Linked DNA regions of Homo sapiens: regions 1, 3 and 4 are each linked to region 2. A link is a contact called in ENCODE Hi-C or POLR2A ChIA-PET data. All regions are on one chromosome and are shown on one strand. Each heading gives the region's core, a stretch centred on a gene start or an enhancer-like site at or near the end of the contact. The rest is flanking DNA. Distances are from core to core; before and after follow the strand shown. Region 1 has its middle 180 kb from the start of NRN1. Region 2 overlaps FARS2 (phenylalanyl-tRNA synthetase 2, mitochondrial). Region 3 overlaps LYRM4 (LYR motif containing 4). Region 4 has its middle 220 kb from the start of NRN1.

Region 1 (2,700 bases), core at 78-2,577, 360 kb before region 2:
AGTGAGGGGGCTCCTGAGCTCTGGCAGTGATGAGCTCTCTGTGACCAGGGGACCCACCTGCAACCTCCCCCCATTCCACAGCTGCCAGCACCTGTGCCCACTTCAAAGCTTAACCCCGGATGATAAGACAGACCAGGAGCCACCAGCTTTATGTACGTTACTTATGAGTCTCAGAACAAACTCACAAAAAAATCTTATTCCCACTTCACAAACAAGAAGTTGAGGATGAGAGAGGTTAACTCAAAGGACAAAGTCACACAGATTTTAAGGCCCCTGCTCTTGACACCAGACTCAGCAGCTTTGATGTTTTTGTTCTCTTCCTCCCTGTTTTTATCTAGGGCTTCTGAGGTGTCCTCCTTCTCCATCTCCTCCCTTCTCCTCCTCCCCCCCCTCCCCCCTCCTCTTCCTCCTCCTCCTTTTTCTTCTTCCTCTTCTTCTTCCTCTTCCTCTTCTTCCTCTCCTTCTCCTTCTCCTCCTCCTCCTCCTCCTTCTCCTTCTCCTGCTCCTCCTCCTTCTCCTTTCTCTTCCTTTTTTTAAATTTAAGAGATGGGGTCCTGCTCTGTCACTCAAGCTGGAGTGCAATGGCATGATCACAGCTCACTGCAGCCTCAACCTCCCAGTCTCAAGCAATCCTCCCACCTCAGCCTCCAGAGTAGCTGCAAATACAGGCACACCTCACCACACCTAGCTAATTTTTAAATTTTTTTGTAGAGACAGGGTCTTTCTGTGTTGTCCAAGCTGGTCTTGAACTCCTGGGTTCAAGTGATCTGCTCCCCGTCAGCCTCCCAAAATGTTGGGATTACAGGAGTGAGCCACCATGTCCGGCAAAGTCACCCTTCTTGAACTTTGATTCACCAAGCTCTTCAGTCCAACTTTACACAAGTGTGAACTCAGAGAGGCGTGTGCTTGTGATTCCTTTATTCACACACAGCCAAGTTGGCACAAGGAGGTGAAACAGAGAAAGGCCTCAGTGTCTTTAGCCAAGCCCCCAGAAGGCCACCTAAGCAGGCTGGATGCTGCCCAGGGCTGGGCCACAGCGTGTCCTTTGCAAGTCAGCCAGCCCAGCCCCCGAACCCCATACACACACAAAGACATCTTGCACCCCAGGAGCAGCCCCACAGTGCAAAGGAGTCCATGCAGCTGCTAATGGCTGCTCGGGTTTGTCTGATCTGTCTGGGGTCAGGCACAGCCTCCAGGGGCCTCTGGCCCAGGTTGCATCTTTCCTGCAGAGCAGAAAAACGAAGCACAGTTAAGAAAACCCCAAGAAGGCAGTCAGTTTCCTCCCTTGAGTTTCCGGGGTGGACTTCCGGCAGAGTTTTTGGAGAACTGACTGTTGCAGTTAAACAATGTGTCTGGCAAGAAGCGAGACTTCCTCCCTTCCTGCTGCCTGGCTCATGGGGCTGCAGCCTCACTTCTGGAGGTGGCAAGAAAGAACTGTGGAGTCTGTGATCTAAGGGATCCCTGGCAGCCCACGGCAGCCAGAGAACCACACCCACTGGAGAACTCTAGGTTCTCTACGGCCTCTTGTTACTGCCAGTGCTTGTGTGGTTTGAGGTGGGTAATGCAGCAGCCTCCTGCAGCCAGCCCAGGACTGGGCAGCATGGGGCCAGGTAGTTAGTGTAGGAGAGCGAGCCTAGGCTTGTAAAGCAAGACTTGGCTCTGTCACTGGGCAACTTTTTTATTTTTTTATTTTTTTTTGAGACAGAGTCTTGCTCTATTGCCCAGGCTGAAGTGCAGTGGCATGCTCAACCCCTTCCTCCCTGGTTCAAGCAATTCTCCTGCCTCAGCCTCCTGAGTAGCTGGGACTATAGGCACGTGCCACCACGCCTGGCTAATTTTTATATTTTTGGTAGAGAGGGGGTTTTGTCATGTTGGCCAGGCTGTTCTCAAACTCCTCCCCTCAAGTAATCTGCCTGCCTTGGCCTCCCAAAGTGCTGGGATTACAGGCATGAGGCACCGCGCCCAGCCTGGGCAACTTTGAAGAAGTTACTTAGCTTCTCTGAGCCTCAGTTTCCTCATCTGTATAACGGAAGCAATAGTGTCCATTTTGCAGGGCTAGTATGACGAGTAAATGAGAATCCTCATGAGGGCCTGGAAATGACAGTGTCATTTCCAGGTGGTTCTACTATTATCAGTGACTGATATTTGTTGAGCACTGACCATAGACTAAGTTTTGTGCTGAGCATTTTATATTTATTGTCCCATTTAGTCCTCCTAAAAATCTAATGAGATATGACTATCCCCAGCTTACAAATAAGAAAACTGAGACTCAAAAAGGCCAGCAAGTGACCCCAGATAACTGCACAAGGATGTGCAGAGAGTGAGCAACAGGACCCGAAGCTGTGGGCTCACACCATGTTCTTCCTGCCTCTTAAGCCCATGGTACAGTTGGTGGGTGCTACCTGAATTGAATGGATGTGCCTGTTGTTTTGAAGTTGGGGTCTATGGCCATACCACCCTGAACGTGCCTGATCTCATCTGAAGTTGAGGATAGGCATCATCTTTCATTTGAAAATGAAGAAACTGAGGCATTGGGACGTTAACTCATGCACAGGCAGCAAGTGGCAGAGAGTGAAAGGAACCAGCATTGATGAGTGCCTATTGTATGCCAAACACTGTGCTTACTTCAAGATCCTATGATCTGCTGGGTGATTTTAGAGATGGAGTTTCATTGACTTCCCACACTGCCCTGAAGAGGTC
Region 2 (2,700 bases), core at 60-2,559:
TATTGGGAGGCTACATGGAGAGCACAAATTTGGTAACAGGAGGGATCCTGAGGTTCCTAAATCATTCATGGATAGACTGGGTTTCTGGAGTGGTGTTCTAAAAACACAGTGATATCAGCAGCTAGGGATGCAAGGGTGTAAAGGTATCCAGCAGGGCGGCGTCCATTCTGTGTGGCCTGTGCACTGAGATCTTTGCTTATGCTGATTATTTTCTTTTTCTACTATATTGAAAGACACCGCTGCCTACATCACAAACAAATCTATCCTTATATGCCTGGGTAGATCAGGTAAAAATGCAAGTAACAAAGATAATCCAATTTAGCCTGCAAATAAAAAACTGAGTCTTCTACCAAATTCACCCTAAACAAGAACAATGGAATAACCCTCAGGAATGCTGTAAGAAGAAAAACAATGTATGTAAATATAATTCAATGTTTTCTAAAGCTTTAGATGCCCTCTCCTGAATCAGGAGCAGGGTATTCTTTTGTTTTTTTTTTTTGTTTTTTTTTTTGTTTTTTGAGACAGAGTCTCGCTCTGTCGCCCAGGCTGGAGTGCAGTGGCACAATCTCAGCTCACTGCAAGCTCCATCTCCCGGGTTCACACCATTCTCCTGCCTCAGCCTCCCAAGTAGCGGGGACTACAGGCACACGCCACCATTCCCGGCTAATTTTTTTGTATTTTTAGTAGAGACGGGGTTTCGCTGTGTTAGCCAGGATGGTCTCAATCTCCTGACCTCGTGATCCACCCACCTCGGCCTCCCAAAGTGCTGGGATTACAGGCATGAGCCACCGCGCCTGGCCAGGAGCAGGGTATTCTTAATGCACACAGTGTATCCAACATGCGTGAGTTACAAAGCATGAGGTTTTGCTTGTGCTGATTCGTGTCACAACCTCCTTGGCATTATTTAAATGTAGTGTTTGGTATGCAAATATAGATAACACCAAAAGTAACATCTAAACGAGAACAAAACAAGAACAATACAAACTGGTTAAAAATAATTCCACGTATGAACATATCTATGGACTGCAAACATTACCCTTTTAGGCCATGAATATATATTTGCAGATACTTCATCCAAATATTAACACACTTTTTCTTTATGCACAAAATTTTGTGTGTGACATATACTGAATGTGTGCTCTCTGTATTTAACAAAGTTGCGGGGGTGTGTATTCTTATTTCTTCCACCCAAATAAACAAGCAGACTGACATCACAAGGCTTCTTTTTACTTAGGCAGAATATTGAGCAAACAAATATTTATTCTGGGTTACTCAGCTGTGATACATAAGGGGATTCATGACATGCTATGTCTGGTGCCTGCTAAGCTCTTACGAGATAATTGCACCTTGGACCACCTAGGACATCACATTAAATGGAGAGACCTGATTTTAAAATTTAAAAAACACAGAATGGGCAGAATTTAATCAGTCATGCTTCTATAAAATTAAGGAAGATATAAATAAATGGGCAACAGAAAGGTGCAATAAAACCAGGATTAATCAAACCGTGATTAATTCAGGATCAGATTAAAACCAATAGTGCCAGCTGTATCTGATCCATTCTGCAGCATTATTCTCTCCTGCTCCTTTTTGTTTTCCCATTTTTCCTCCTTCTCATTCCCCTTTGCTCTCACCCCTAGGGCACCCTCCTTGGTGGATAAACCTGCAGGAGAGTTAATTGTCACATACATGGATTTAATCACATTGTCCATCACATTTGGGGGCCCTGCCTTCAGCGATCCATGACTAATTGTTGTGGTAATTTTTCAATCATTAACAGCAGCGCATATGCTGCAGACAAATCCCAGCGTGCCTGCTAAACCCCAGTGACATGCGGCCCACAGGCTCCAGAAGCACCACTACACCAGCCCCCAGCCCCAATCCTATTAGTCATGCGTCGTCATTAATATACATCTATTCCAGGGATATGTCAGGCAGCAATGAGGTCGGAGGGGGCTGAGCATGCTTTATAACACAGCCTTGTTTTCAATCTATTCTTTGAAAAAGGAAGAGGAAGAGGAGGAGAAAAGGAAATTAAAACTCCATGTGGGATAAGGAGCTGGGGGACTATTCTGAATTCCACTTGTTTCTCATTCATTTTCAGGCAGGCTCCTGAGCTGTGGCAAATGCCCTTTCTTTGGGTTTCAGCAGTATTAGCGATCTCCATGGCAACCACCAGTACGCATCTGCTGCACCACACTGCAGCTTCCCTGGGCTCAATTCTCAAGTCGCCCTGGTGTCAGACGGGGCGCACCATGTGCACTGGTGGGACAAGACCCTGCCTTGGGGAATCATCCAGCTGATTGAAGCCCAGCTCTAATCACCACATAATATGAGCCAACAAGATCATACAGAATATGATCTGCCTACACTAGGCAATAGGATTCCAGGACTGCTATTTATTTTTCATTTTCCTTTTCTTAAGGGCCTTTGTTGGTTAAAAGCAAAGAGCCACTAGAATAGCTATCTAACAAAAGGGATTAATTTTAAAATAGGTGGTACAGTGTTGCTGGTAACATTTACTTCAAGCAAAAATCTCATATGTCCTTCATTAAAGGAATTATTCAAGAGGAAATTAAAAGTCCTGGAGTTTCCCTTTGGTTCTTCGTAAATGAAGGGCTAGTTGGGATATTAGCCAGAGCAAGAAAAGGTAAGAGAAGGATTCCTGGGTTTTTGCTGAAATTCTGACTCTTGCTATGG
Region 3 (2,801 bases), core at 212-2,711, 330 kb after region 2:
GATGTTTTCTACCATTTCATATTAATAGGCATGAGGATCGAAAATAGGAAATGATTTTTCTTTTCTCCTCCCTGGCAGCCTTCTCTGCTGTGATGTTTTTTCCTCATAAGGCTGGGGTCCTATTGCTTTCCCTTCTGATGAAGCTTTTTTATTACTTGGTGGGTAGAGGGCCTTAGGTGTGGCAGAGAAATTCCGCAGCCTCGCCCTCGCCGTCATAGTGATGAAGAGCGTTGACTCCGGAGTCACCAAGGGAAATTAAGCACATGTTTTATTAATCTTTATGAACCTCAGTTTCCTCTCCTGCAAAATGAGAACAATACTGGTGCCGACTTCGCAGCACTGTTTGCAGCGTGAGGGCGATAAGGCACTTACACAGGCGCGTGCCCCCCACATGGAAATGCCTGGAGATGCTGCCGGCTCCTCCACTCACCGAAACTGCACTTTCTCTCCTTTGTTCTAAATGAGAAACCAGGTGTGGGGAGCAAATGGGAGAAAGGGGCAGGAGAAGCTTGCCTCAGATTCCAACTCATATGACCTGTCAGTGACTAAAGACGGAATGCCAACACATGGATTGTGTGTGTGAAATGCCAGGTTGGTGTTTTCCACAGGGATGTGCCCGTTGTTCTCTGCTTTCTGTGGAATTCTCTTCCAGCGCCAGGCCTGGAGATGGGGCCTGCCCTTTTACCTCTCAAATATGTTCCCAGGGAAGAGTGTGTCCTTCTCCGGGAGCCACCCCATCACACTGACTCTCACTTTGGGCTCATTGCTAGAAACTCTGTGGCCTGCGCCTGCTTCCCATGTCGCGTCAAAGCGTCTCAGCACAGACCTAAAGGAGACCTCAGAGGTCACCCAGCGTGGCCTCGCAGAAACACCTGCGGGAAGGGATTACGGAGGTTTGCAGGGAAGGCCGGGCAGCCCGGGAGTGAGCGCCGCACTGCAGCTCCCAGACACATGCAGCTCCTGCTCCCAGGCAGGAACAAAGTGATTTCCCAGCTCCTGGGGCCATGGGTAGCTAACTGATTAAATACCCGGTTTGGAAAATTCACCTGACGTATTTCTTTTTTTTTTTTTTTTTTTTTTTTTTTTTTTGAGACGGAGTCTCGCTGTGTCGCCCAGGCTGGAGTGCAGTGGCGTGATCTCGGCTCACCTCCCAGGTTCACGCCATTCTCCTGCCTCAGCCTCCCAAGTAGCTGGGACTGCGGGCGCCCACCGCCATGCCCGGCTAATTTTTTGTGTTTTTAGTAGAGACGGGGATTCACCATGTTAGCCAGGATGGTCTCGATCTCCTGAGCTTGTGATCTGCCCGCCTCAGCCTCCCAAAGTGCTGGAATTACAGGCTTCAGCCACCGCACCCGGCCTCACCTGACATATTTCTTACACGTAAGCCACTTCTTTTTCTTGTCCAAACTGAGGCTAGCCCTCACCCAAGACTTGCCTGTATCTCAGTGCAGGTAGCTGAGCAAGGCACAGCCGCCAGGAGGAAGTCGGGGAACAGCAGCCGGAGCCTGGGGAAGCCCTGCACAAGTTGGCCTTGAGGAAACCACCTGACAGACGTTTGCTCTTCCTCACAGAGCTGGTGAGCATTCTGACTATGTGGTCACATCAGATCAGATCGCTCTCACCTCTCTAAGCATTTCTTTTTCTGGAGTATGAAGCAGCTATTCAGGGAGGAAAGCAATTTGATGTCAGGGGCTTCTTTGAGCCTTGGGAATTAGACCTCAGAAGCTTAGAATTGGAGCTCAGCTGCTGGTGGAAGATATACTGTGAATGTTTTATTCAGTAATGCATATATAACATTGAGCAGAATCCAAATACATAAATCACTTATACAATAGCTGTGAAGAGCCACCTTCCAGCACTTGAGAACCCGGCAGCCAGTGGCTCACAAAGGCCTCTGTCGCCATCTGCTGGCCGCATGCTTTCTCATGCTGTTAATTCTTGCTCTGGTATTTTTTGTTCCCGCAGCCTTTGGCACTCAGGTTCTTCTGCTGTAAAATTTGCCTCCATCAGAGCTGTATTGCCTTGTGTTTTTGAGGCTTGCAGAAGAGACCCTTAGCACTCCTTAAAATTCTGGCAGGACAGAGAAAACAAGATGGAGAGAGATGACAAAGCCGATTTCTTCCTCCTGGCTTTTTTTTAACCAGTTCTGTGCACTATCAGGCCCTCTGAGCTTAGGCCTATGCCAGCCACATCTCAAGGCCAAGGACACAATACTCGGTTTGTCTTTATAATAGGTCCTGTTATTGTGTCTGTCAACCTCCCGATGTCTGTATCACAGTCACCAATATATTACGCTAAGGAAATAGGAATTATTCACATTGCCAGTAAAACTTGCCCATGTATAAGCACAGACTCACACAGTTATGGGCCTGAAGACCATCCCCAGTGGCGAAACTGTGCCCCAGAGGTTGCCATAAGTCACTGGAGCCAGAAGGCATATTTGATCCCCTGTGTAAGATTGGCCACCGTACCCTGAATGACAGTGGTGTGCTGACTCACACAGAAGATCCGCTTGTGGTGCAGGCTTGGCCTCCTCAATGTGGCCACAGGCCCTAGAGCGCTAACAGATGTCACTTATCGGGATCACCCCTGAGGCATTGTGAACAGGAAGTGGCATCACTGATCTCCCACCAGCTCTGAACCAATACATGTGGCATCCCAACTTCCGGAGAGGCTGGACAGAGCATATCCGGAATGCAGCCACGTGGGGAGTCAGAGTAGGGCAAGGATATAGGAGTGCTGATGAAAACTGAAAACACAGGGGACCGGCCCGCGATGCGGCCTCCTGGGAGACATCTGCA
Region 4 (2,700 bases), core at 110-2,609, 310 kb before region 2:
ATTGGCTTCAAGTTGGGGTTCCTACAACTCCCACTTTGTGTTTGATTAATTTGCTGGAGCGACTCACAGAACTCAGGGAAACACGTTTACCAGTTTATATGAAAGAATGTCACAAAGGGTACAGATAAAGAGAAGCACAGGACGAGATATGGGGGAAGGTGCCTGGAGCTTCGGTGCCCATCCTGGGCGTGCCACCCTCCAGGAGCCTCCACGGGTTCAGGTATCCGCAAGCTCCCGGACCCTGTCCTCGTGGGTTTTTATGGAGGCTCCGATGCACGGGCATGCTTGACAACCACGCGGAAGTGTGACCGGACAGAAAGCGTGTGACTTAAACCCAGCAAGGCCGGCCTGCTCGGACTTTTCTTGGCTTCTCTAAGCAGCATTCCTTCCTCTAGGGTATGGGGCAGGACTTTCTGTGGAGTGAGGGTTTTTTGATCCACAAACAGATTAGCATCCCGCCGTGGGCAAGTGAAAGAAAAACAGCAGAAGGTCAGAGAGAGATTCTGTTTCCTGAGTCCTAAGGCGCCCCAGCATTCTAACAAGGAATGTGGGTGCTGGGAGCCAGGAACCTGGACAAAAACCAAAACGCATATCCTAACACCACAGGCCTTCTGCGATGCGACGTTTTTCCAGACACTTCCCAGACCTCACAATCCCTTCCGTCTTCCCTTCATTGTCGACTTCTCGGCCTGATTTTAGCAGCTTTTGCACACACTGTGCCATTTAACTCTTAGGTGTGGCTCAGGGAGCTTAGCGGGTGCTCAAGGACACTGGATTTGAACTTGAACCGCCTGACTCCAAAGTCCAAACTATTCACCACTTTGCTAGTCTTCCTGTGTTCATCTTGAAAATGTGCTTGAGGCAACCCTATTAAACAGCGTTTCTCAGATCTGTTGCCCACACACGGCACAAACTGCCAGAGCTCACAGGCCCTCTCCTGGCCTGGAGTGAGTCCCCAGCAAATCCCAGTTAGAGCCTGCTGGGGATGCAGGCACGGAAAAGGCCAAGCAGCGGGGTGCTCCGTCCCAGGCTGGAACAGCACAGCCGAACCACGTCAGAGCCAGTCAGCCCCGAGGCGTGAGGCAGGGAGGCTGGGCTTGTTTAGCTTTCTGTCTCCCAGGGTTCTGTGGTGCCTGTCTGTAGGGGACAGAGAAGCTCTGTGAGCTGGTTGTCCCTGTGCTATTGCTATTAAAAGGCCCTGCCGACGGTGCCGCCTGGGCGTGGGGGTGATTAAGGCGCAGTGACAGCAGGTTGGCCTGCTGCCCTGGCTGGGGAGCGGTGCTTTGCCAGGCATGGTTTCCCTCATCAAACGGGGGAAACAGGTGGCTGGGTCCAAAGTGCTTCCCTCTGACGGGGGTGCGGCTTCACTCCCATCATCTAAGTCTGAATTAATCCCAGAGCAGCCTTCTCCAGGTGTGCTGGGCAGGAGACAGGTGCACAGGGGAGGGAGTGGGGGAGGAAAGGAGTGAGAGGAAAGAAAAGAGGAAGGAAGGGAGAGAGGGAAGGAGGAAGTTCCCTTGCACTGCCCAATGCCAGTGCTTTGCAGGGTGGGGAAATGAGAGAGGAAGGCATTGAAGATGTTTCTCTTATCCAGGCTTCCCTTGGACCCTCAGGATTTCCTTTGCCTGGGTCCCAATGACCTGTGACTGGCTAAGGGGCACCGTGAAATCCCCTCACATGCAGCCACCTCATCAGAGCAGGGAATGTGGACCTGCTGGGCACAGGCAGCCAACGGTGGCCACTTCCTTGCTCCTCCTCCCCCCCACTGAGTAGCACATTCTTAGGGAATCCAGAAGACCTTCCTACCCGCGAGCGCCGAGAGCCTGGGAGCATCTGAGATCCGCTCTTCCTCTCGTCCCAGCTGTCACTGCCCTTCTGTCTCTTGTGCCCTCCAGTGCCGAGGTCATGGGCTGGCAGAGCATGTGGTCTGGACCCTCTGCGCGTGGACAGGCCCTCCTCAGCTGACTTGGCCTGAATGGGGAGCCGGCAGGCTGGGACACCCCTCTGAGTCTCAGCCGTGGATTATAGGCCAGCTCACAGGCTCTCGGCTCAGCTGCCCGACAGTGTGCCTCTCCAGGGCTGCCAGAACACTCGGGGGCATCCGGGTCACATGAAGGCTAAGCATGTCCTGGGGACACTCAACTTGAAGGCCCCCTTCAGCCTAAAGACATTGTGAGCCCCTGGTTTACTAGCTATGGTCACTGTCACAGGTAGGCACAGGGGGAGTCATCTGGGAGGACAGCATGGTCCCTCTGTCTTGGGCACTGTATTAGATTCCTAGAGCTGCCATAACAAAGCACCTCGAGCCATGTGGCTTAAAACCATAGCAATGTCTGGTCTCACAGTTCTGGAGGCCCGAAGTCTGAAATCAAGGTGTCAGCGGGACCACGTTTCCCTCTGAAACCTGTAGGGCAGGAGCCTTCCTTGTTTCTTCCAGCTTCTGGGAGTTTGCAGGCAATATTTACGTTCCTGGGCTTATAGATGCTCCACTCCAATCTCTGCCTCTGCTGTCACATGGCGTTCTCCGGGTGTCTCTGTCTTCATGTGATCATCTTCTAATGAGGACACCAGTCACATTGGATCAGGGCCCAGCCTACTCCAGTATGACCTCACCTTCACTAATGACATCTGCAAAGACCCTACCTCCAAACACAGTCACACTCTGAGGTGCTAGGGGTCAGGACTTCAACCTTTGTCTTT

The links. A loop is a pair of places that touch in the nucleus more often than their neighbours do. ChIA-PET counts read pairs that join two places held with the same protein, here RNA polymerase II (POLR2A). Pooled maps may share reads with other maps.
Region 1: a loop to region 2 is called in a pooled map, with 3 times the contacts of the local background. The contact joins two enhancer-like sites. A Hi-C loop is called at or near these places in 1 of 37 single-sample maps with no recorded cell type and 6 of 50 pooled maps. POLR2A ChIA-PET finds 5 or more read pairs at or near these places in 3 of 52 experiments (PC-9, activated CD4-positive, alpha-beta memory T cell and activated T-cell).
Region 3: a loop to region 2 is called in a map of naive thymus-derived CD4-positive, alpha-beta T cell, with 15 times the contacts of the local background. The contact joins two enhancer-like sites. A Hi-C loop is called at or near these places in 1 of 168 maps with a recorded cell type or tissue (naive thymus-derived CD4-positive, alpha-beta T cell), 4 of 37 single-sample maps with no recorded cell type and 10 of 50 pooled maps. POLR2A ChIA-PET finds 5 or more read pairs at or near these places in 1 of 52 experiments (WTC11).
Region 4: a loop to region 2 is called in a map with no recorded cell type, with 3 times the contacts of the local background. The contact joins two enhancer-like sites. A Hi-C loop is called at or near these places in 3 of 168 maps with a recorded cell type or tissue (PC-3, naive thymus-derived CD4-positive, alpha-beta T cell and posterior cingulate gyrus), 5 of 37 single-sample maps with no recorded cell type and 9 of 50 pooled maps. POLR2A ChIA-PET finds 5 or more read pairs at or near these places in 1 of 52 experiments (OCI-LY7).

What each region holds. Positions count from the first base shown.
Region 1 is chr6:5,830,263-5,832,962 of GRCh38, reverse strand. No RefSeq gene overlaps it. Among named protein-coding and RNA genes, the nearest start is that of NRN1, 180 kb to the left of the region's middle. Within about 2 kb of position 1,327, at least 6 of the 41 ENCODE cell types and tissues checked have a DNase peak (open chromatin) inside an H3K27ac peak, as active enhancers do.
Region 2 is chr6:5,471,345-5,474,044 of GRCh38, reverse strand. The region is part of intron 4 of FARS2 (phenylalanyl-tRNA synthetase 2, mitochondrial); the gene reads right to left. Among named protein-coding and RNA genes, the nearest start is that of FARS2-AS1, 15 kb to the right of the region's middle. Within about 2 kb of position 1,309, at least 2 of the 41 ENCODE cell types and tissues checked have a DNase peak (open chromatin) inside an H3K27ac peak, as active enhancers do.
Region 3 is chr6:5,142,913-5,145,713 of GRCh38, reverse strand. The region is part of intron 2 of LYRM4 (LYR motif containing 4); the gene reads left to right. All of the region lies in intron 3 of LYRM4-AS1 (LYRM4 antisense RNA 1), which reads right to left. Among named protein-coding and RNA genes, the nearest start is that of MIR3691, 4.0 kb to the left of the region's middle. Within about 2 kb of position 1,461, at least 2 of the 41 ENCODE cell types and tissues checked have a DNase peak (open chromatin) inside an H3K27ac peak, as active enhancers do.
Region 4 is chr6:5,781,455-5,784,154 of GRCh38, reverse strand. No RefSeq gene overlaps it. Among named protein-coding and RNA genes, the nearest start is that of NRN1, 220 kb to the left of the region's middle. RefSeq lists enhancers at 1-391, 392-1,075. Within about 2 kb of position 1,359, at least 7 of the 41 ENCODE cell types and tissues checked have a DNase peak (open chromatin) inside an H3K27ac peak, as active enhancers do.